Regions from separate parts of the Mus musculus genome. Here regions 2 and 3 are each linked to region 1. The links are chromatin loops, found by intact Hi-C in ENCODE. Cell type or tissue: heart. All regions are shown on one strand. Each heading gives the region's core, and the rest is flanking DNA. Links, peaks and the distances in the headings are about the cores only. Region 1 holds the start of Pdia6 (protein disulfide isomerase associated 6). Region 2 holds the start of Odc1 (ornithine decarboxylase, structural 1). Region 3 has its middle 3.8 kb from the start of Lpin1.

What was found. Hi-C counts contacts between places; a loop is a spot of excess contacts. Peaks named below come from ENCODE experiments on the same cell type or tissue, not always from the same donor. Only the 100,000 strongest peaks of a DNase experiment are listed, where the experiment ranks them.
Region 2: it touches region 1 in a loop (5-fold over the local background); 4 of 42 quality-filtered maps call a loop at or near these places.
Region 3: it touches region 1 in a loop (2.5-fold over the local background); 3 of 42 quality-filtered maps call a loop at or near these places.

Annotation. Positions count from the first base shown.
Region 1 is chr12:17,263,146-17,270,117 of GRCm38, forward strand. It overlaps Pdia6 (protein disulfide isomerase associated 6), which reads left to right and starts at 3,444. Exons shown (of 13, transcript NM_027959.4): 1 at 3,444-3,506. The coding sequence starts at 3,488. In heart, for the core only: no CTCF peak of the experiment used is centred there; a DNase peak (open chromatin) is centred at 3,346; H3K4me3 peaks cover 2,351 bases; H3K27ac peaks cover 2,343 bases.
Region 2 is chr12:17,540,400-17,547,371 of GRCm38, forward strand. Odc1 (ornithine decarboxylase, structural 1) reads left to right here and starts at 4,474. Exons shown (of 12, transcript NM_013614.2): 1 at 4,474-4,769; 2 at 6,697-6,794; 3 at 6,884-6,972. The coding sequence starts at 6,900. Gm22748 (a small nucleolar RNA gene) reads left to right here and starts at 5,747; the gene lies at 5,747-5,882. In heart, for the core only: a CTCF peak has its summit at 4,195; a DNase peak (open chromatin) is centred at 4,362; H3K4me3 peaks cover 2,690 bases; H3K27ac peaks cover 2,524 bases.
Region 3 is chr12:16,590,091-16,597,062 of GRCm38, forward strand. It overlaps a transcript of Lpin1 not described here. Among named protein-coding and RNA genes, the nearest start is that of Lpin1, 3.8 kb to the left of the region's middle. In heart, for the core only: CTCF peaks have their summits at 1,457 and 3,775; DNase peaks (open chromatin) are centred at 1,511, 3,164 and 3,837; H3K4me3 peaks cover 731 bases; H3K27ac peaks cover 1,554 bases.

The DNA of each region.
Region 1 (6,972 bases), core at 1,050-6,049:
AACATTGCAACAATGACTCTAACATAAATCACAGAATTATCACAGGAGCAGGCAATTGTATTCCTAGTTATAGTCCCTAAGAACTGAAGATATTTGACCATCAGTGACTATAGGAATATTAACACTGAAAGGGAAAAAGTCCCCAACTGTCTATCAACAGAGAAATGGGTAAATAAAACATGATGCATCACTGCACTGGAAATCTAATCAACCTTAGAAAGAAATGAGATTCTAACACATGCTACCATATGGAGAGACTTTGAAAACATGTATGGCAACATTCATATGACATGTTGAATATAGAGAATAGGCTAGACTCTGAAAGGACAGAATTGATCCAGCCTGTATGAAGCATTTACATTAGGCAAATTTCTAAACATGGAAAGTATGATGACCAGGGATGAGGGGGAAAGATGAAGTTCTTGTAGGCAGAATTTTGTTTGGAACAATGAAAACTCTGGATGTGGATACTGAGTGGGGGCTGGAGGTGTGACCCCAAGGCAGAGGGCTTGCTAGCATGTGTAAGGGTCTGATCCTCAGCGCTGTGAAAAAATCCAAAGCAGGGAATTGTATATACATTTTATCACAGTGAGGAAGCAAACAAAAAAGAGGTTAATCTTGGGTTCTATGGTACCAGGGTCTTCACTGAAGCAGAACCCAAGGAACACAGCACTATCACTATAATGTGCCTTTGTCTCCTTGGCCTCTGTGTGGGCTGTGTGCTCCCTGGCAGGGGCTGTGCCTCCATCAGGACCTGGCATAGTTAGGCTGTGCCTTAGGGTTTTGTTTGTTTGTTTGTTGTTGTTTTTCCTATTCTGATAAAACACTGACCAAAAGCAACTTGTAAGGAAAAGGTTCATTTGGGTTACTAGTTACAGCCCATCCTCAAGCGACACAAAGGCAGGAAGCCGAAAACAGGAACTGAAGCAGAGAGCACAAAGGAACTCTGCCTCCTGGCTTGCTTCCTTGCTCCTGTTGTCACCTTTCTTATACAACCTAGGACCGCCTGCCCAGGGAAGGCTGATCCCTCCTCCATGTATTAGCAGTTAAAAAGGAAAAAGAGGTGCTTGCACAGACATACCCACTGGCCACACTGATAGAAGCAAATTTTTAATTGAGATCCCCTCTTCCCAGGTAACTCTAGCTGACGTTGAGCTGACAAAAGCTGACCAGCATAGACTGTTAATATCCTCTTTGCTTTTAATGAAAGGGAATGGTTCCTGCTTATCCTGGTACACATTTGCAAGCCAGTCTCCGTGTACAGTAGGCTTCATGGAAAGGTCCACGTTTGCCTTACTCTGCGACAGATTAGATGGGGACCTCATGAGTCATGAAATGGACCAGAACTATTACCACTATCAGGACTGGTTTTGAGTTAGGACTATGGTGTTGTTCACATAGCAGGCCTAAAGAGGTAGAGTCAGCTGGTAGCTTCAGAATGCACGCCCCTTTTTGACACGTTGTGGCAGCTTGATGGTTCATGTGAGGAGGAGGAGGCTGGGTTAAGGAATAAGAAATGAGGGGATCCCCTGCAGGTGATCAGAATTAAATTCCTACGTCTGGATGAAAACAGGATTTCATTCCCAGTCCTTATCCGTCAAGGGAAAGGATCTCACTGGAATTCCATTTTCTACAGCTGCATATTTCAGGGGGAAACACAGAAAGCTGAGGAAAGCCTCAGAAAAACAAGTAGCATTTCACCTCAGGGCCTTCCAGGAGAACACACCGCCCAACTATGTCTCTCTGCAGACCTCACACACCTCTGCTCTGACTCCACACATAGCTCTGTGATCACTGGCACCTTCCTGCAAAGGTGGAGCTAACCAAGGTTCCAGAGGGACTTCCTGTCCCAAAATAAGCAGTGTGCCTGCTGTGGACAGGAAAGCTTGCCAATGGCTTACAAGAGTCAGCCTTGTGGTTCTGGTGCTCCTTGGAGCCTCATTTGCCTGCCAGTCTCTCCAAAGGCACTCCTAGGGCTCCACCTTCCAACAGGGCACCACTTCTCCTGGAGCCCTTTGCCCAAGAGAGCTCTGGCCAGGGTCAGCGTTGTTTTGTCATTCAGTAAAAAGAAGCTATTATTGTTGTTAAAATTTTTATTAGCATTTAAAAAATTTAGACAGGATCTCATGTAGTCCAGGCTGGCCACAAACTGACTGTGTCGCCAAAGCTGGCCTTGAACCCCTAATTCTCTTGCTTCCTTTTCTTTAGCGCTGGCACTACAGGTGTGTTACTGTCTTAGTTGGGGTTACTGTAGCTGTGATGAAACACCATGACCAAAGCAACTTGGGGAGGAAAGGGTTTGGTTTATCCTTCCATGTTGATTATTCAAGAAAGTCAGGGCAGGAAGGCAAACAGGATGGGAACCCGGAGGCAGGAGCTGAAGTAGAGGCCACGGAGAGATGTGGCTTACTGACGCGCTGCTCAGGACTTACCCTCAACCTGCTTTCTTATAGAACCTAGGACCGCAAGTCCGGGGACCGCACCACTCACAATGGGCTGGGCCCTTTCAATCACTAATTGAGAAAATGTCCTACTGTTGGATCTTATAGAAGCTTTTTTTTTTGTTGTTTTTGAGGTTTCCTCTAGCTTGAGTCAAGTTGCCATAAAACTAGCCACCATAGTCACCATGCTGTGTTTCTGTGGTGCTAGGGATCCTAGCCAGGGCTTCACGCATGTTACTCAAGCACACCAACAGAAAGGCATCCCCTGCCATTATTTTTCTATTGTGTCTCACTCTGTTAGCCTTAAACACCTTTGTAAATATTGCAAAGCAATACATTTTAGCCCTCACCCCCAGAGCCAAGAACGATAAACCCCGCAGTTTATACTCTGAGGGTCTAGGGGCACATGAGTGAACAAGGCTTTGCAATCAATTTAACAAAATAAAGTTTGGAATGATACTATATACAGAATAAGTTTGGCAAATGGTTTTCACTGAATGCTGAGTCCGCGAACAAAAGAATAAATAAGGTCCCAAACACACTGAAGTCTTAGGACTATTCTCCCGACATAAAGGGACAGTTCAAGGAATGAGAGCTGGAAGGGGCCACGAGAGAGGCAAAGAGGAAAAAGAATGAAAGCCAGGAAGAAATGAGGACCCCTTAGTCCTGGGTTTTTTGTTTTGTTTCAGTTAACTCAGAAAAAAATTAGGGGAACAAGGGGTACCCCGCAGGAACAGGGCCGGAGGTCCCCTGACCCCGCCCCTTCATTCCCCGCCCATCCTCGCCCTGCCCCGCCCCGCTCCGCTACTCCGCTCGCCCCCACCCCCGAGGAAAAAAAAACAAACCGGTAACCTCTACCCGGCCGCTTTCAATTGGCCACGCACATGAGCGAAGTCCACAGAGACCAATGAAAGGCGGCCACGGCGTGGCGAGCCCTTCCGGCCCGCCTCCGCGCGCCGGCGCACCGCCCGCTAGAAGCCGAGGGCGGGACGTGGGCGCGGCAGAGCCGAGGCAGCGGCGGCACGGACAGAATGCGGGTGATCGGCATGGCTCGCCTGGTGCTCGGTAAGCGCGGGCCTGTGGTGGGAAGCCGGTCGGAGGCAGCCTGAAGGGCCGGGGCCGCGAAGCAGGGCCGAGTGGAGGGACGAGTTGCCGGGCCTGCCTGGGGACTTCGCGGCGAGCTGGGTGGGAGAGGCCAGGTCGGGCCCACTACGGGAGGCCCCGGGGAGTCGGAGACTTGCAGCCTCTGCTCCCCACGAGTGCGGTCCGCCTCCGGTCCAGCTCAGCCTTCACTTTTATAGGCAGATAGCAGAGGCCTGTCCCGAAGGTGTCTTAGAAGTGGGCAGTGCCCACTGACCAAGGCCTCACAACTCCTGAGCACTTAAAATGCCTTTGGTCGTCCACCCAGGTGTCCGGGAATGATGTTTAGCGACTCGTGGGCGAATCTGAGGGGCCCTCATCTCCCGGCTGTCCTTGTAAATGGGCCTATAGTTTTTGACATTAGTTAACTCAGCTGATCCTGGCTAGAAAGTAGGAGAGGGAGGTGGATCCCTACACCACTTCTCCCTCCATTTACTAGTTGAGACCCGGAGCATATTTTCTCACTGCTCTGCCAGCTTTTTTCAACCGTGTTCGCCCCATGAGCTATAGTACATATTTAAAGAGAGTAAGCAAGAAAAATACTACTTTCTGGGTTACTGTAGAGAGCAGATGAGAGGGAAAGATTTAATCTTTGGTTTTCCAGTGAGTGCCTGTGAAAAAGTGATTCTATCAATTAACTCATTATTTTAATAAGGTAGTCAGCCTTTTTTTTGGCTACCCTGCTGCCAGCGGCTGCCAGGCAGAAATGTTACTGGTGTGAATTTATAACACCCTTAACTGCTACAGAGATTGAATGGGAAGCCACAGATGGCAAAACCATCTGCACGCATAGATTGTGGACCCTGGGAGTTCTTTTTTTCCCGGTGGTGCTCATTATCACTGTGTAGAGTGGCCATGTGAATTTTAGAAGCAGGATTTGATGGGTCAGCATTGACCTATTCAGCCATAGTAAACCACCACCACCACCCCGGGTGGGGGTGGGGCTGTTGCTTGGAGAGCAAGTGCAAGGAACAGTGTATTTGATTCTTCCTAACCCTGTTAGATCATCTTAGAGCCATCAGTTGGTAGGCTGAGGCAGAACTGGGTGGTTCCACTTCTCTTGGCCATTAGGGCATCAGGGGAGCAACATGTTCTCTGCAGGCTCCCACAGGGATGGAGGCTCCATGCCTCAGGAAGGCATTCCTCTTCCATGGCTGATATAGTAAGACTTCTGTCTTTACACTTTGCCTAGTTCCTTGAGAGCTTCTCTTAACAGATGGCTACCCTATCAAAGGTCTAAGACCTAAGCACCTTAAAAGTTAGGGTGGCCATCAGTCAGAAGTCGATTATAACAAGGTTACATGGGAGATGATTGGTAGTCCGTAATGACTTTACCTTCCAAGTGTCTATAACTAGACTTTTTTTTCTACCTTTCAATTTTCACAAGACTCAGTGTATCAAACAAATATGAATTCATGACAATTTCTTTTTTTTTTCTTTTTTTTTCGAGACAGGGTTTCTCTGTGTAGCCCTGGCTGTCCTGGAACTCACTCTGTAGACCAGGCTGGCCTCGAACTCAGACATCCTCCTGCCTCTGCCTCCCAAGGGCTGGGATTAAAGGCGTGCGCCACCACTGCCCAACTTCATGACAGTTTCATAAACAAGATAAACTTACTAGGCATAGTAGCATGTGTCTTTAATCCCAACACTCTGGAGGCAAGCACTACTATTCCTTTCAGCGAGCATTACCATCCAATAGAAATACAATGCAAACTGTGTGTAATATCCTAAGTTTTCTAGGAGCCACAAATAAAAAGGCATAGCAGAACAGCTAACAGTGTTTTGAACTAAGTTTACATAACAACTGCATTTACGGTGGCAAGCCCACTGGATTATATCCCCCTAATGATGAGCTAGCTGTCCCTGTTTGTAGCTTTGACCTGGTGGTGAGATAGTCTCCGTGTGTGCTTCTTAGTGCACATCCTATCTTTAAGCCACACTCATGGGTTAACATCATGATTCCAGCATATAACCAGTGAGAGAATATTAATAGAAATTTGTTTCTGTTTTTCTTCAAGTCTTTGGAACCAATATGTTTCCTTACCATTGGAGAAGCTTTCAGTTTGCGGTAGCCACATGTGGCTGGTGGCTTTCAGAGGGGATAATAGTTTGAGGGAACAGCCCCACTGGCTGAGCCAGCATCGAAACATACTCATCCTGCCCCACTTAGTGAAAATAGTGGAAGCCTTGCAGAGCTCCTGATTCAGGGCATCTTGTTCAGACCCTCAGTGTCCTCGGCCTCTCCCACTATGCACACATATCCACGCAGACCACTTGCATCTCTAGGGAGATGCGTCCCTCCACCCCACATGGCTCTTGCTCTTCCCAGGTCTTCACAATGAAACTCATGTAAACAGTTGTCTGTGTTCTCTGGACTTCTTCCCTCCGCTTGTCCAGTCCTCTGTCCTCTGCTGCTGGTTCTTTTCACTATCACAGTAGCCCAGGTGCTCACAGACAACAGTGTCATTAAACATAGCAGCTTCAGCCCTCCCTGCTCTGCCTTCTGGTTGTATGTTAGCTGTTAAATTCAAATGTAGTGTACTTCTTAGACATTTAGATTAGCATATACTCACAGTACAGAGAGTAGCTATTGTGTGACATTCTCATGCATGTATGTAGTGTACTTTGACTATATTCACTACACTCAACACATTACCCATTGTTGTTCCCTCTCTCTCGGGTCCCATTCCCCTTTCTCGATAGTTCCTTCTGTGATATCTTTGTATTTGTGTGTGATGTGGGCATATTTGGCACATTCTCTTGAGTGTAAAGGTGTCTGAACCCGCAGAGGCCAAAGGGACATGTTGAGTGTCTTCCTCTATCTACCTATTCCCTTTAGAGAGGGTCTGTAACTGAACTAAAAGCTCTCTTTTCAGCTGGCCAGCAAGCTTTCAGGATCCTCCTACCTCTGCCCTCTCCTTCTCCACAATGGGGTTGCAGACATAAAACCATGCTCAGTTCTTTATATGGTCACTAAGGGCACGTGGATGGTTATGCTTGCCTAGCAAGTGCTCTTATTCACTGAGCCATCACATCTGCTTTCACATCTTTTTTTAAAAAAACAAAGCAAAAACCTAGGGGCTGGAGAGATGGCTCAGCGGTTAAGAGCACTGACTGCTCTTCCAGGGGTTCTGAGTTCAATTCCCAGCAACCACATGGTGGCTCACAACCATCTGTTATGGGATCCGATGCCCTCTTCTGGTGTGTCTGAAGACAGCTACAGTATACTTATATATAAAATAATAAATAAATCTTTAAAAAAATCAACTGGATTCCATCAGATATAATGTTCTTAAATAATATATCTGTTTATTCATGCCAAGACTTACTGAATCAACAACTTGGAAACAGGAGTTAGAGAGCTACTCTGATATATTTGCATTGAATATAC
Region 2 (6,972 bases), core at 1,359-6,358, 280 kb after region 1:
ACCATGCCATTTTCTTTAAGAATCAGAAGCTGATCCTTCTAGTGGCCCCTGGCAGACCCTCAGGAACCTGGTCCTACCAGTGTTGTCTCTTATATACAGGAACTCAACAGACATGCAGAATGAGCACACTACCCAAAGATAAATACTCGGATTCTTGTGTCTCCAATTCTAGAAAATACACAATAAGGAGGGAGTTCTTAGCAGCCAGTTGCTCCCACAGAAACCACAGATGCCACTAAAATGAACCTCAGGACAGGGGTTACTTCACTGCCACGTCCTGTGTGGCCACTGACCTGCCCCTGAGCCTGCTGGGCTTGGGAAAGTCCTGTCCCAGTTTCCACTACTGGGCTTGCTGTCTGGTCCCATCCCAGTAAGCTCTACCAGGGCTGGGTAAGGTAGGGTCATGATGTAACTTCACTCTTCATAATAAAAATACCGAGACTTGTACACATGGGTGTCTGATGCTTAGAAGAGATCCTCTGGAGCAATGCCATCACTTCTGATGATGCCACCATTGCTCAGAACAACCTGGAAGCTGCCTTCCCTGCCTTGGGCACATTATTTGGATTATCAGTGGAGGTGGCACACTTTCTGCCTCGGAGGGAGGGTTAGCTCTTTGGAGACACTCAACACAATTTCAGGGCAAGTCTAGCATTGGTGAGTTACAGCAGTGGAACACTATTTTGGGTCAAATATCCAGATGTGACTTGTCTGGTGACTGCTCTCCATTGCCCAGGTATCTTGAGTTGTGCACCTTTAGCAAGGCAGGTGCTAATTTCCTTATGTGGCCTAATATTAGGAATCTCACTTTAGTCTGCTCTCTTCCTTTCTTTCCTTCTTTCCTTCCTTCCTTCCTTCCTTCCTTCCTTCCTTCCTTCCTTCCTTCTTTCTTTCTTTCTTTCTTTCTTTCTTTCTTTCTTTCTTTCTTTCTTTCTTTCTTCCTTCCCTCCCTCTTTCTTTCTTTCTCTTTCTCTCTTTCTCTCTCTCTCTCTCTCTCTCTCTCTCTTTCTTTCTTTCTTTCTTTCTTTCTTTCTTTCTTTCTTTCTTTCTTTCTTTCTTTCTTTCTTTCTTTCTTTCTTTCTTTCTTTCTTTCTTTCCAAGACAGGGTTTCTCAGTGTGAGCAGTCCTGGCTGTACAAAGCCCAGCTTTGTAGACCAGGCCAGCCTTGAACCTGCCTCTGCCTCCCAAGCACTAGGATTGAAGGTGTGTGCTACCATGTCTGGCTAGTCTGTTCTTTTCCTAGAAGACAGATATGACTTTGGATACGGATTCCTCCTCCTCTCTTCCTCTTTTAAGAGTCTATCTTGAAGCCAGGTGTGATGGCCCATGCTTTCAATACCCGCTGAGGCATACTGAGGCATACTCTCTGTGAGTTCCAGGTAGCTTATCTATATAGCAGATTCCTGGCCAGCCACACATACAACAATGAGACCTTATCTAAAACAAACAAGCAAGCAAGCAAACAAACAAACAATGCTTCAGGCTGCACATTTTCGGATGGGTCACGACAGCTAATCTCATCCTTGGGGAAAAAAAGGAGTTGTTAGGAGGGGATGAACCAATGGATGAATGAAAGCCCTGTCTTGACTTTGCCAATACCAAGTAAATGGATTTGTATACAATTGCTGGTTATTCCTTTATGCGATGTAATTCTTTTCCCATAAGGGGCCCTCTTTACATTTGTAACTACCCCATGTACTTGGGAGGTGGAGGCAGTAGCCATTCAAGGCTCTGCTCTGCTACACAGGGACCTGAGCTCCATGAGATGCTGTCTTAAAAAATAAAGTTAGAGCTCTTAGAACTTGGCCCAACCATCACTACTTGTAGACACTGAGCTTGCACCTCCAAGGAGGGGCGTGAGATTCAGGATTTTACCATGGGCAAGTGCTGAGAGTCCCTAAGAAAGTCAGAGACAGCCCCAGAATATAAGACAGTAACTGAGAACACCGCTAATAGCAGCATCTACACTGGTTTCATCCATCCTTCGGTGCCTCTGCACAATCTAGCACAAACACCTCACTGCATGTCAGGATAACATTCTGGACATTGGCATTTTATAAGGTCTCATCGCTTTACTTTGGAGAGACAATGGCAATGGAACTTGGGGCCTCAAATTGCCCCTAGGGAGAAAGGGGCAAGCACTCTTGTGTTGAGTGGTAGCCTAGCCTTTGTTGATTTTCTCTTAAGGAAGATGGGTAGGGAAAGGGAGGAACCGGTGAAAATAATATCAGTAATGCCACTCGTTTGACTAAGCCTGGGTTTAGTCACCACTGGTCTGTCTTCTTGAATGCAGGTTAGTAGTTGAGTCTTATGACTCAAGCTCAGCTGCTTTCAGACCGGCTTTGGGGACCTCTCCATGCTGGAGCCTGTCTACCACCAGCTAGCAGGGCCACTACCCCAGGAAATGGGCCCCTCCTTCCCTACCTTCTGTCCCCACCCTGACAGTCAGCTGGATCATGTACAAGACACCACCTCCCGAGGGTTTGGGCAGGAATTGGAATGTGGGTGGGTTGGTGCCATACATACATAGGCAGTTGTGATAGAGCCAGAGTAGTTTATAATTTGGAATGGTCTCCTGGTCTTCCTGACCAAGACCTGCGCTCTTCTTCCCAGGTAAGGTTTCCAAAACTAAAACACTATGATTATCTCCCATCACAGAGATAAAGATGCTAATTGAACGCTTGGGGCTGTATGTTCTTTGACTGGTCAAAACAGCTAATCTGGTCCTTGGGGAAGAAAAGGGTTGTTAGGAGGGGATCCCATACCCTTCTCCTGCTCTGCATGGTACCTTGTGACTGCTCCAGGATTATATAAAACTAAGGAAGAGCAGGGTGCCCAAGAGAAGAGTGAAATGCCCATCCCATCGTTGTATGGACAGCTTGCTTGATGCTTTTGTGGCTCTTGTTTCTTTCTGCAGAAGCCATGATTCAGGGAGAAGTGAATCACTCGTTCTTTCATTCACTCATTCAACAAATATCTATGGACTATGACCCAGGCTTGGAAGTGTGTACTAAGGTTTTTCCTCCCAGGACTTTGTGGTTGTAAAAGACCCTTGGGTACATGAGACCAAGGCTTGCACAAAACTGCACAACAGTTTGGGAGTGGAGCTGGGTTGTGGATTTTCTCTAGGGACCTCTGGAGAAAAGCCAGTGGGGTTTGTTTGTTTGACTTTGTTTTGTGATAGGGTCTCACTATGTAGCCGTGGTTGGTCTGGAACTCTTTGTAGACTATACTGGTCTCAAACTTAAGAGATTTAGCTGGTCAGAGAAGGAACATACCTTTAATCCCAGCATTCTTGAGGCAGAGGCAGGTAGAGTTCCACTAAAGCCAGGGCTAAACTGAGAGGCCAGGTCTCAAAAACAAACCACCCAAACCAAACAAAAAACAAATAAACAAAAGCCTGCCTCTGCCTGAGTACTGGGATTAAAGGTGTGGGTCATCTGGCCCTGCTCAGGCCCTTGAAAAGCTTCAAGTTTTTTCCTTTGCTGTGATTCAAGTTAGTTTTTTGGTACTGCTATGGTATCTCAACGTCTGGGCTGGGAGAGGGGTTTTAACTGAGAATTAACAAACCATTAACATCGTATACATAGTATACATAGTAACAAATTGTAGTGTTCGTGTGTTTTTCCAATACTGAATATGTAAGTCAGTCCCACTTGTTCTTTAACAATGTAACTTTGGTGGATACAAATTTACTGCCCAGACTCTGTTCGCATTCAGGCTTCTCAAAGTTGTAGCTACCCTGAAAGACAGAATAAGAGAGACAGCTGGTGGCTGTCCACCACCTCTTACCTTGTCCCTAACACGCCTTTCAATACGACCCTTGCTTAGATAGAAGGCGTACTTAGCATGCAACTGATGCCTAACATCTAGTTGGAAGCCACCAACATAACACGGAGTGGCCGGGTCAGCCTCCGCGGGCTTGTCTCTCAGCAAGCTTTCAGGCTTAGGCATACAGGGTCGTGATGCAGGGTCAGTCTGCGCCACCAAGTCTAGTCTATGTGGCCGGCGCACAGCTCACGGCCCATCCATCCTCCGCTTGCATCTGCGATACGCCTGCCCCGCTAGGGAATACCACCCCCTGAATGGAAAGCCGAGGAAGAATTTTGCTAGTCTTCCAGGTCTGGGTTCAGCCGTTAGGACCTGGAGAGGGGGAAGAGATTGTGTGCCTAGGCGGAGAGGTAGGGGGCGAGAGACTGGCGACCAGGTACATGTGCGCATGCACCAGCCGACTCCCGCCCGCTGCCCATAGGGCCCTGCGGCATGCTGGCAGCCAGGACTGGTGATGTGGTGCGCGTGCGCAGGCCTGCCGCAGGGCGTGTCCGACACGAGGCCCGGCGGGGAGCGCGGGGCGTATGGGCGGGTGGGTGGGCACGCGCTGCGCCCCGCCCCACTGACGCGCCCGGCCCGCGTCCCCCGCCTCCGGCGCCGGGACCCGGGTTGGCCGCCACGGAGTCCCCGCCCCTCCCCCGCGCCTCCCGGCCGGAACCGATCGCGGCTGGTTTGAGCTGGTGCGTCTCCATGACGACGTGCTCGGCGTATAAGTAGCGGCGCGTCGCACCGTCGGGCTTTGTCAGTCCCTGCAGCCGCCACCGCCGGCCGCCCTCAGCCAGCAGCTCGGCGCCACCTCCGGTCGGCGTCTGCGGCGGGCTCGACGAGGCGGCTGACGGGGCGGCGGCGGCGGGCGGACGGACGGACGGACGGGCGCTCCTCGGGGTTTGGCGGCGGCGCCTCCATGGGTCAGGCCAGCCGGGCCACCGTGCTGTGAGGTGAGCGGGACGCGGGAGGGATGTGCGGCCACGTGTCGCGAGGCCCGGACTGCGGCCGCCGGCAGGGGACACGTGGCCCGGGACCGGTGACCTTGCGAGCCGCCGCCCTGAAGGCAGCTGCTCCTGGACCTCGGCTGCAAGCCCTCGGATCCCCCCATGGGAGCCCTCTTCGCGTCAGCCGGACTCAGCGCTCCACTTGCCCGGGTGATGATGGAGGGCAAGCCCGCGGCAGGTGCAGGGGAGCGCGGCCGCGAGCAGCGGTCCTGCAGTTAGTTTCCTGCTGCTTTCTTTAGTTTCACTACGTGTACAGAGCAGAGGCGATGACCCGGAGTGGAAGTTGGTAGACCAAATTTAGTCTGGGAGTCACTGCTAATGAATACCCACCAGCTGTGACTTGGAATTAGAACTCCTTGAATGACTTAGTGGTTTAGGGGAAAACGGGTTCCCGGCTGTCCCGGAAACCCTACTCAGAATCCTCAATAACTGGAAAAAGTGTGGGGGGCAGAGCCTGTCAGGAATGTCTGGGAGAGGACAAAGAATGTAGTGGTTTGTTTTATTCAAACCTAAGATCGGGCAGACTTTGACTGATTGGAATTCTTTTCTGTTTTAATTGGCTTATATCTTCCAGAGTTACCTTCTTGTGCTAATTGTCTGACACGATTTAGCTACTTCCCATACCAAAATGTGTTAGTAACATTTTTCTTTCAGATCTTATCTATTATATTATTTAGGCAAAGCTACAGAAAGGCAAAACAGTATCTCAAAGCTTTTCGTGTTTAAACCGGAAGGTTGCCTGGAAAATACTTAAGACCTAAAATTACAAAGTTACTGCCAAAGCCCATTCATCAGTTGTAAATGATATACAACGAGTTGGCTGGCTCTCTTCTCTAGTCTTAACTTAGGAGAGGTTTAGGCAGCTAACGGAAGTTGACATTGCCAAAAGTCTCGTTAAATTAAGGCTTAACATGTTTAACCATGCATGGATTTGGATTTATGGCAGGCTCTTCCCCGTGGGCCTCTCATAGTGTCCCATGCTAGAGCAAATTGTGGCTCCTAACCATTGCCCAGCCTCCGTGCCTGTAGGCTGCAGGCACTGAAGTGGGTCACACAACGGAAAAAAACGAGTTTTACTTGGCCACTTGCTGTTGTCCATTTCATAAGGCCCAGACAGAAGCTTTTATTAAGAGTGGTGACCTTGCTTATTTTTGTTAGTCATAAAGTTGACCAAAAATGCCTTCCATATGGTTATTATCCATAACTAAGTGGATATTAGAAGGCATTTGAGGACAGTCAGGATCCCAGAAGTGCTCATTTTGTTAGGCAATATAGGCTTTGGGATACTGGTGTCTCATAATAGTAACTAACAATATCCTGTTGATTTGAAGAGTTTGGGTTTTTGTTTTGTTTTGTTTTGTTTTGTTTTAATGCTAGTACTGCATGAAAGTTCCTTATGGAAAATTTTGATGGATTGTTCACTGAGTTTGAGTGCTCTAGATAGATGATAATGACTGTATTCACTTAAGATCATTCAGCATAACAAAGTGGGAAGGAATAAGATATTTTCAGGGCTGCATGTAGTTACTGTAATGCCATTTGAAGTTTCTGAAGACCTGGAACGGCTCAGAAATGAAGCCATGTAATACAGTAATATTGCCAGAGTTAATGGGCTGTATGCAGATATGCTTCTGAGACACATTCTGTTTTGGAGAGATGTCCCATATGTATAGAGTTGTGGCATTCAGTTTTGAACAGTGGAATCTGTTTGGGGAGGGTGGTGTCTATTCACCTAGGCCCTGGGATTCCCACCCACAGTTCTTCCTGTACTGGCTACTTTATTTCACCTGTTTACTCTGGTGTATGGTTGCAGCGTGTAACCTTTAATGGTAAGATTCCAAGGGAGATCACATCTTGTGTTTCTATTCACTAGTGTTTCCACCACTCCAAGAAGGCAGCATTCAGAGTTCTTGGCTAAGTCGACCTTGTGAGGAGCTGGTGATAATTTGATTCCATCTCCAGGTTCCCTGTGTAAGTATCGGTTTACTTGTGGATTTGTGCTGGAGCATTGCTACGACTTTGAGTGTGTTCCCGCTCACTTGCGGCTTCCCCTGTTTCAGAAGCACATCGAGAACCATGAGCAGCTTTACTAAGGACGAGTTTGACTGCCACATCCTTGATGAAGGCTTTACTGCTAAGGACATTCTGG
Region 3 (6,972 bases), core at 971-5,970, 670 kb before region 1:
TGTCACAAGCTAGGGATCAATTCCTAATCTTAGCACTCCCACATCCTGCCTCCCTCCTGGCTAACATTCACCACCAGTCAGCAGAGCCAGGAAGGAATAAATAATAACAGACAATGCCAGGTCTGGGGGTGGAATGGCTCAAGTCAGACCAAGTCACTCTTAAGTGTCACGAGACTACTAGGAGACAAGGACTCCTATATCCCGGGCTTGCCTCAAGCTTTCTATGGGTTCCTGGATGACCCTGCACTTCGGATCTGCCTATCTTACCTCCCAAGTGTTGAGGTTACAGGCAATCCTACCCCCACCATGCCTACTTTATGCGAGCCGGGAATGGACCCCAGAGCTTCACATCCGCTAACTGAGCTACATCCAGGTAATAAATATCAAATTATATATACAACAACCCTCCGAAGAGTCAGTGCTTTCTGGGGGACAGAAGAGCAAAGACCTTGAGGAAGACTGCTGGAGAACATATACCTGGGGTCTCGTAGACCAACAGAGAGAGCCCAAGTATAATGTACCTGTCACCGGAAACTATATGCAGAAATATGAGTCAGAAATGGATGCCAGCCACAAGCAACCCAGGAGAGGGAGGTCAGAATGATGACGGGTGCGTCCCACCTTGAGAAAAACTAGTTCGTGGGGAGGTCCAGGGAGGAGTGGCTTGTGTACCCCAAACTGGTCCTAAAATCTACGAATCTAAAGGTGACCACGAACTTCCAATCCCTCTGCTTTCCGGTTTCTGGAATTACAGGTCCCCACCCCCACCCCCACACTGGGTTTCCGAGGCACTGGAGATCCCTCTCAAGGGATTCTGCCCACCAAGCAAGCTAGGACCCCAGTCCAAGACCAGGCCACCGAAGACCTGCAAGGGAACTGAGCCAGGCTGGGCTGCCTCCACCCCAGTGCTCAGGAGATCAGCACAGGCAGGGTGACTCTGAGCATAAAGACAGAGGTGGAAGCGCTCCAGCTGCACTTGGGGCAACACAAGTAGCCACAAGGGTTGTCTCCGCTGCCCACAAAGTCCTGGGGTTCTGGACCCCAGAATGAAGGCACCCTGCCCCACCTCCATCATCTCCTCCATCCTCCACACCCCCACCCCAAGGCCTTCCAGAAAGCATGTCTTACAGTCTTACATTCTGTCATCTAAATAAGGTCATTTTTATTATTATTATTTTCCAGATTTGAAGCAGGTGGAGGAGAATCTGAACACATAAAGTCCAGCCCAAAGCCCTTACCCCACAAATGAACCTGGGGTCTGGAACCCGCACACACAACCGCAAACGCACCCAGACAGCTCTGAGTAGCAAAGATAGGACCAGCTTTGCCTGCTGCCTATAAGAAGATCCCACAAACAGGTCACTTATCTCAGAAACATTCACTAGGTCACAGGAGATGGTCGCACTATACAAAAATTGGAGTCTCTGAAGCCCAGGTGTTCTAACCCGGCAAAGTCTGGAGCCCCCCTGGTGGGGCCCTAGGCAGTGTTTTGTCTGCAGCCACGCTCCTGCCGCTGAGCTGTGACTCAGCCAGAGAACTGAGGTGATCCCCTGAGCCAATCCCAGTACCTGCTGTGTTCAGCCCAAGTCGGAAGAGGGGAAATAACCTAATGACTCTAGCTAGAGGAGGAAGGAGCCAATCCTGGGCTCAGCAGTACAGCATCCTCGATTCCGTACTCAGTTTTACAATCCAGGAAGTGAGCGGAGGTGTTGGTTAAGCAGGTCCTTTGGAGGCTGGAAAGGAACTTGTTAAGTTCTTGGCCAACACTGACTAGATTTTCAATTCTAAAATCCAGTAGTCCTAGGAGTGGGAATTCTATAAGGACTTGGTGGCTGCAGCTGGCTCCCTGGTCCCTCAGAAAGGACAAGCATCATGCAGGCGTCCATCAGGATGGGACAACAGGCTATGCGGTGCTGAAAATTGCTCTTTTGCTAAACATGGGACCGCAGGTGTTCCTCGCCACACCAGGAACTGGTCCCTGCTGATGTGAATATAAAAACACCCACCCCTTCTAAATGAAAATCGGTCTCCTCAGTTGCTGGCAGTGACGGTAACTGTTAAGTCCTTAGGTTCTGTTTTCCTGAATGCTGCACGGCTAACCAGCATGCCTGGGCAGGTGTGGACAGAAGAGTGAGCGGCCCTCTTCATGAGACCCCCACAGCCACCATAGGTGGACCTCTCCACTCTAGTGGTCGGCTCTGCAAAATCACAGCAGAAAGTCTTGCAGAGCCACTGGGTGCTGTCCCAGAAGGACAGAGCACTAATGCCTAGGGCTTCTGGGAATGGGGGGCTCTTCAGAGTCTAAGGCTAGCCCTTAATAGAGGGCCCCCGGCTTTAAGGTACCCAAAGGAGACGCTGGCCCTCTGGAGAAACTAGAATTTCCCTAGGACTCCCACTCAGGGAGAAGACAATGGCTGAATGAAGCCCGGCATCCTCCTGGAGGAGGAAGCTTGCCTTCTAGGAAGAGAATCCCCACACACCTTCTTTGTTCCTCTTCCTGCTGGGGCCACACTGACTATGTCTCCTTCCTCTGCTCTTCCCCATCCCCCTTCTGTCTGACTGGCCCACTGAAGGCATGGGGGCAGAGCCCCACTTGTCAGGGAATTAGGATTGGCAGAGCCCAGGCTCTGACGCCAACCCCAGGTGACACAATGTGGCTTCTTCATCGTGGGGATTTCCTTACTGGGGTCCTCAGAAGCAAGGTGGGAACCTCTGGCCACCTGGTACCGCTTCACTAGGGTGAGGGAGGACAACTCGACCCAGCAGTGGGAAACCCCAGCAGAGACAGGATACAGCCCATGGCACTGGGCCTGGGCCTGGGGGAATTTCTGGGGAGAGGGTATAAATGGTCCTGGTTCCAAAGGCAGAGGAAGAGGAAAGTAATCTGGGAATGGCAAGGGGCAGGAACAAAGGCATCAGGGAAGGCAGACTTCAGTGTGTCACCAGGGCCATCTTAATCAGGGTGATGCTCCAGGAGAGCAAAAGGGGTAAGGGGGGGGGGGGTGTCAAAGACATATAAGGGAAGCTGCTAGCTGGCAGCAAGCACGCATCTTAGAGTCTGTGTTACTCCAATCCATCCCCCATCACGCCAGGAAGGAAATAGCACCCAGGCTCCCCTGGGACTCAGGCCTACAACATTGCCAACACACGAAGCCTTGGGCTGACACACACACTGTGGCCGTGTTCCCTAGTCATTTACTCAGTTCCCAGTCAGCACAGCGACCTGTGATGTCGTAGATTCCTGGGCTACATGAGGGTACCTGTCCTCAGTAAGCACACGGTCTCAAGTAGTGATCATATGTTCAATGTTGCTACCAGCCCAAGGGTTGTCCACTGACGAAGGGTCTGGGCAGTCCAGTCCCCAAGCAAGAGGATTCATCCCAGTCTGGGAGTCCTGAGTCCCTCTGGGCAAATCCAGGCCAGATGGAGGAGCTAAGGGCAAGGGGCAATCAACAGCGAATACAGAGAACCTGGGGTCCGTCAGAGCTGACAGAGTCTGGCCTCGGTGGGCAGGGACAATCGTAGCTACTGTGTAAGATGTCTCCCTCAGAGAAAGCAAGAGAGGCACCACCATAACGGTCTTTTCACTGTGGTCATATGGGAAAGATTCAATGAGCCAGGCTAGACCAGAAGGACAACACGGGACTATAGTGGTGCCAAGGTACAGAGTGAGGCTGACGGAGGTCAACGTCAGCATAGACTGGACGGATGAATTCTATAATTTAGGAAGAACGGATGCTGCTCTGGGAAGCTACTGACTACTTCACCACTTGCCGCTAGGGACAAACAAAATTCTCTGTCCCCAGTCAGCTGTGTCACCTGTGACCTTGTCAGGCCAGGGTGAGGGCACCAGTCCTGTGAGTCATATGTCTCAAGTCTCACATTGCCCAGCTAAGAAACTAGCTGTCCAGAAAGGGTGAGACAAGGGCAGGGACCCAAGAGTTCAGCGTGAGATGAGTACAGTCATAGTACCTCTGTGAATCCCAAGGCTGAAAGAGTCCTCCTGTATATAGAGTGGCAGACCAATAGACATAAAGTAAGGACAGCGGTGGCTAGCATTTAAAGGCTATTTCCAAGCCAACCCCGGCTCTAGACTCTGTATACCACATTTCTTTTTTAACAAGCCCTATAGAGTAGATACCATTTGCTGTCCCAGAGGAATAAAGAAAGTAAGGCACCAAGAAGTGGCTGAAGTCACACGGCCAGTTAACAGACACATGGCCAGTTAGTTGAAGCTAGACTTCATGGTATATACTTGTTGATCTGAGCCCTAGACCTTTCCCCTAGAGTCTCCTTAGTCCCACTGCTCCCTGGTCAATGGAATTCCATGTCGTCTTTTTCAGGGCAGGCCTGAAATCTGATAATGTAGGATATGTGACCTCCAAAGGGGTCATGACCCACAAGTTGAGAACGGCTGGTCTACAATTTCCCACAAAAAAAAATAAGCAACCTGGGTAGATACACAATATTTAGGGACTAAAATTCTGTGGGCCTGAGTTCCAGCCCAGCTCATCCCTGGCACAGGCATGGCTGAAGCTCAACTCCCTTGGCCATCCATCATGAGTGACCCAGCCTCGGCTCAGCATTTTGGTGCAATCAGAGGAGTTCCTGTGTTGGGACATGGATCAAGTAAAATTCTTGTCACTGGACCATCCTTGGTTCTCACTCAGCGTTCACAGAGACATATTGTTGATAATGATTGACAAGCATTTAAGAAAGAATGTCTACCATTCATCTTGCCAAACTGTCACTTAGAGTAGGTCAGGACACCCCAGCAGATGACAACACTCCGATACAGTAACTTGGTATCCAACAAGGTGGGAGTCTGTTAAGAAAGTGATCTTCTCGCCATGGTGTCCGTGGGAGGTTTTAAGACCAGAACTCTCCTCACCTTCCACAGAGCGTCACCAAGCAAGTTGGTGGTATCTCTGGGGTAGACTTTTGGGGCCCAGCTCAGTCACTCGTCTGAGCTTGCCAGGCCCAGGGCTGATGTCTCAATGGCCTCTGCTCTGTGACCAGCCTGTGCATTGAGCTCACAGCCAGGAAAGATTGGGGAACATCTCACCTCTTGAGAGGAACAGCCCTGGGTCTTATTGAATTTGCTCTGGTTGCTTCCGATCACTGGCACATCCAGGGGGAAAGGACTTTACATTTGTGCAATAAAATTAACCTCAGATTTATGGGGAAGAACAAGCTATTTTGATAGATGCATGACCTGAAGCAGCACCCAGAAGCCAAGGGTTCATGGGACTCTCTCCAGACAAAGGCCCTCTCTCCGCGCACATCTTTCTGCTTCTAGATCTCTATGACCCTGAATTCCAGCTATCACGTGCTCTGAATGTTTGACACCGATAAGCTGTTCTACATCTTTTTCTCTTTAGGTGTTGATGCCTTTGCTTTTATGTTTTGATACATGGTTTCACAGCATAAACTATACAGAAACTCACCTCAAACTCACAGCATTCCTCCTGCCTCAGTTTCCCAAGTGCTGGAATTACAATCATGTGCCACAATGCAAGACTCCAGCTCATTATATTCATGTTAGCGTTGAATATTTTTCTATTGTTTACATTTTTAAAAAACAGGATCTGACTTGGTAGCCTTGGCTGTCCTGGAACTCACTATGTAGAGCTGGCCAGAGACTCACAGAACTCCTCCTGCCTACCTCCCATCGTGCTGAGATATAAGGCGTGCGTGGCCACACCCAGCTTCTATTCCACTTACTTTTACCCTGCTGTTTTGTTTAAGTTGGATCTCCTGTTCACAACATCAAGAAGCGTCTTCTTTTTATCCAATCTGACAAGCCCTGCATTTTACTGTGGTGGTTGGCTCTAACAGGCAACTTAACTGAGTGCAGAAACATCTAGACAGCTGCTAAAACCTTCCTTCCTTTGTTTTGTTCTGTTTTGTTTTGTTTTCCTTTCTGGGTGCATCCACGGGGGTGTTTCTTGGAGACAATGGCATCTGAGTCAATGGATCAAGAAAGAATGGTTTTCTTGTGGGTAGTCACCATCACTCATCTGGAGCTCTGGATAGAACGCTGTCTTGGTCAGGGTTACTATTACAGTGATGAAACACCATGGCCAAAAGCAACTTGGAGAGGAAAGGTTTTATTTGGCTTGAACTTGCATATCATAGTCCATCACTGAAGGAAGCCAGGACAGGAACTCAAAAAGGGCAGAAACCTGAAGGCAGGAGCTGATAATTCAAAGGCCTTAGAGGAGTGCTGCTTACTGGCTTGCTCCCCATGGCTTGCTCAGCCTGCTTTCTTACAGAACCCAGGACCACCAACCCAGAGATGACTCCACCCACCATGGGCTGAGCCCTTCTCCATCAATCACAAATTAAGAAAATGCCCTACAGCCCAATCTTATGGAGACATTTTCTCACCTGAGGCTCCTTCCTCTCCAATGACTATAGCTTGTGCCAAAGCAACATAAACTAGCCAACACACACACACAGAGAGAGAGAGAGAGAGAGAGAGAGAGAGAGAGAGAGAAGAGGACACCATTCTCCCCCTTCCCTCTCCCTCTCTCACCTACTGCCTTTGGACATATGAACTGCAGGCTTCCCTAGTTTTACCCCCAAACTGAACAATCCCATTGACTGCCGGGTCCTCTGCTTTCAGACTGAAGACTTATCAGCATCCAGTGGGCCCTCTTCCCAAACTGCCTGTGTTCTGTGGACTCCATTTCTCAGGAGAACACTGACAAACACCAGGCATTCTCATTTCACATCATTGGTGGCATGGTTGCTCCTGAAGAATAGCTATTTCAGGACCCAGAGAGATGGTTCAGGAGTTAAGAGCACTTGCCGCTCTTGCAGAGGACCCAGGTTTAGTTCTCAGCACTCACATAGTGGCTCACCACCTTCTCTAACTCCAGCTCTGGGGAATCTGACAACCTCTGTGGGTACCAGGTTTACAAATGGTGCATGTATATACACACAGGAAAACACTCATACACATTTTTA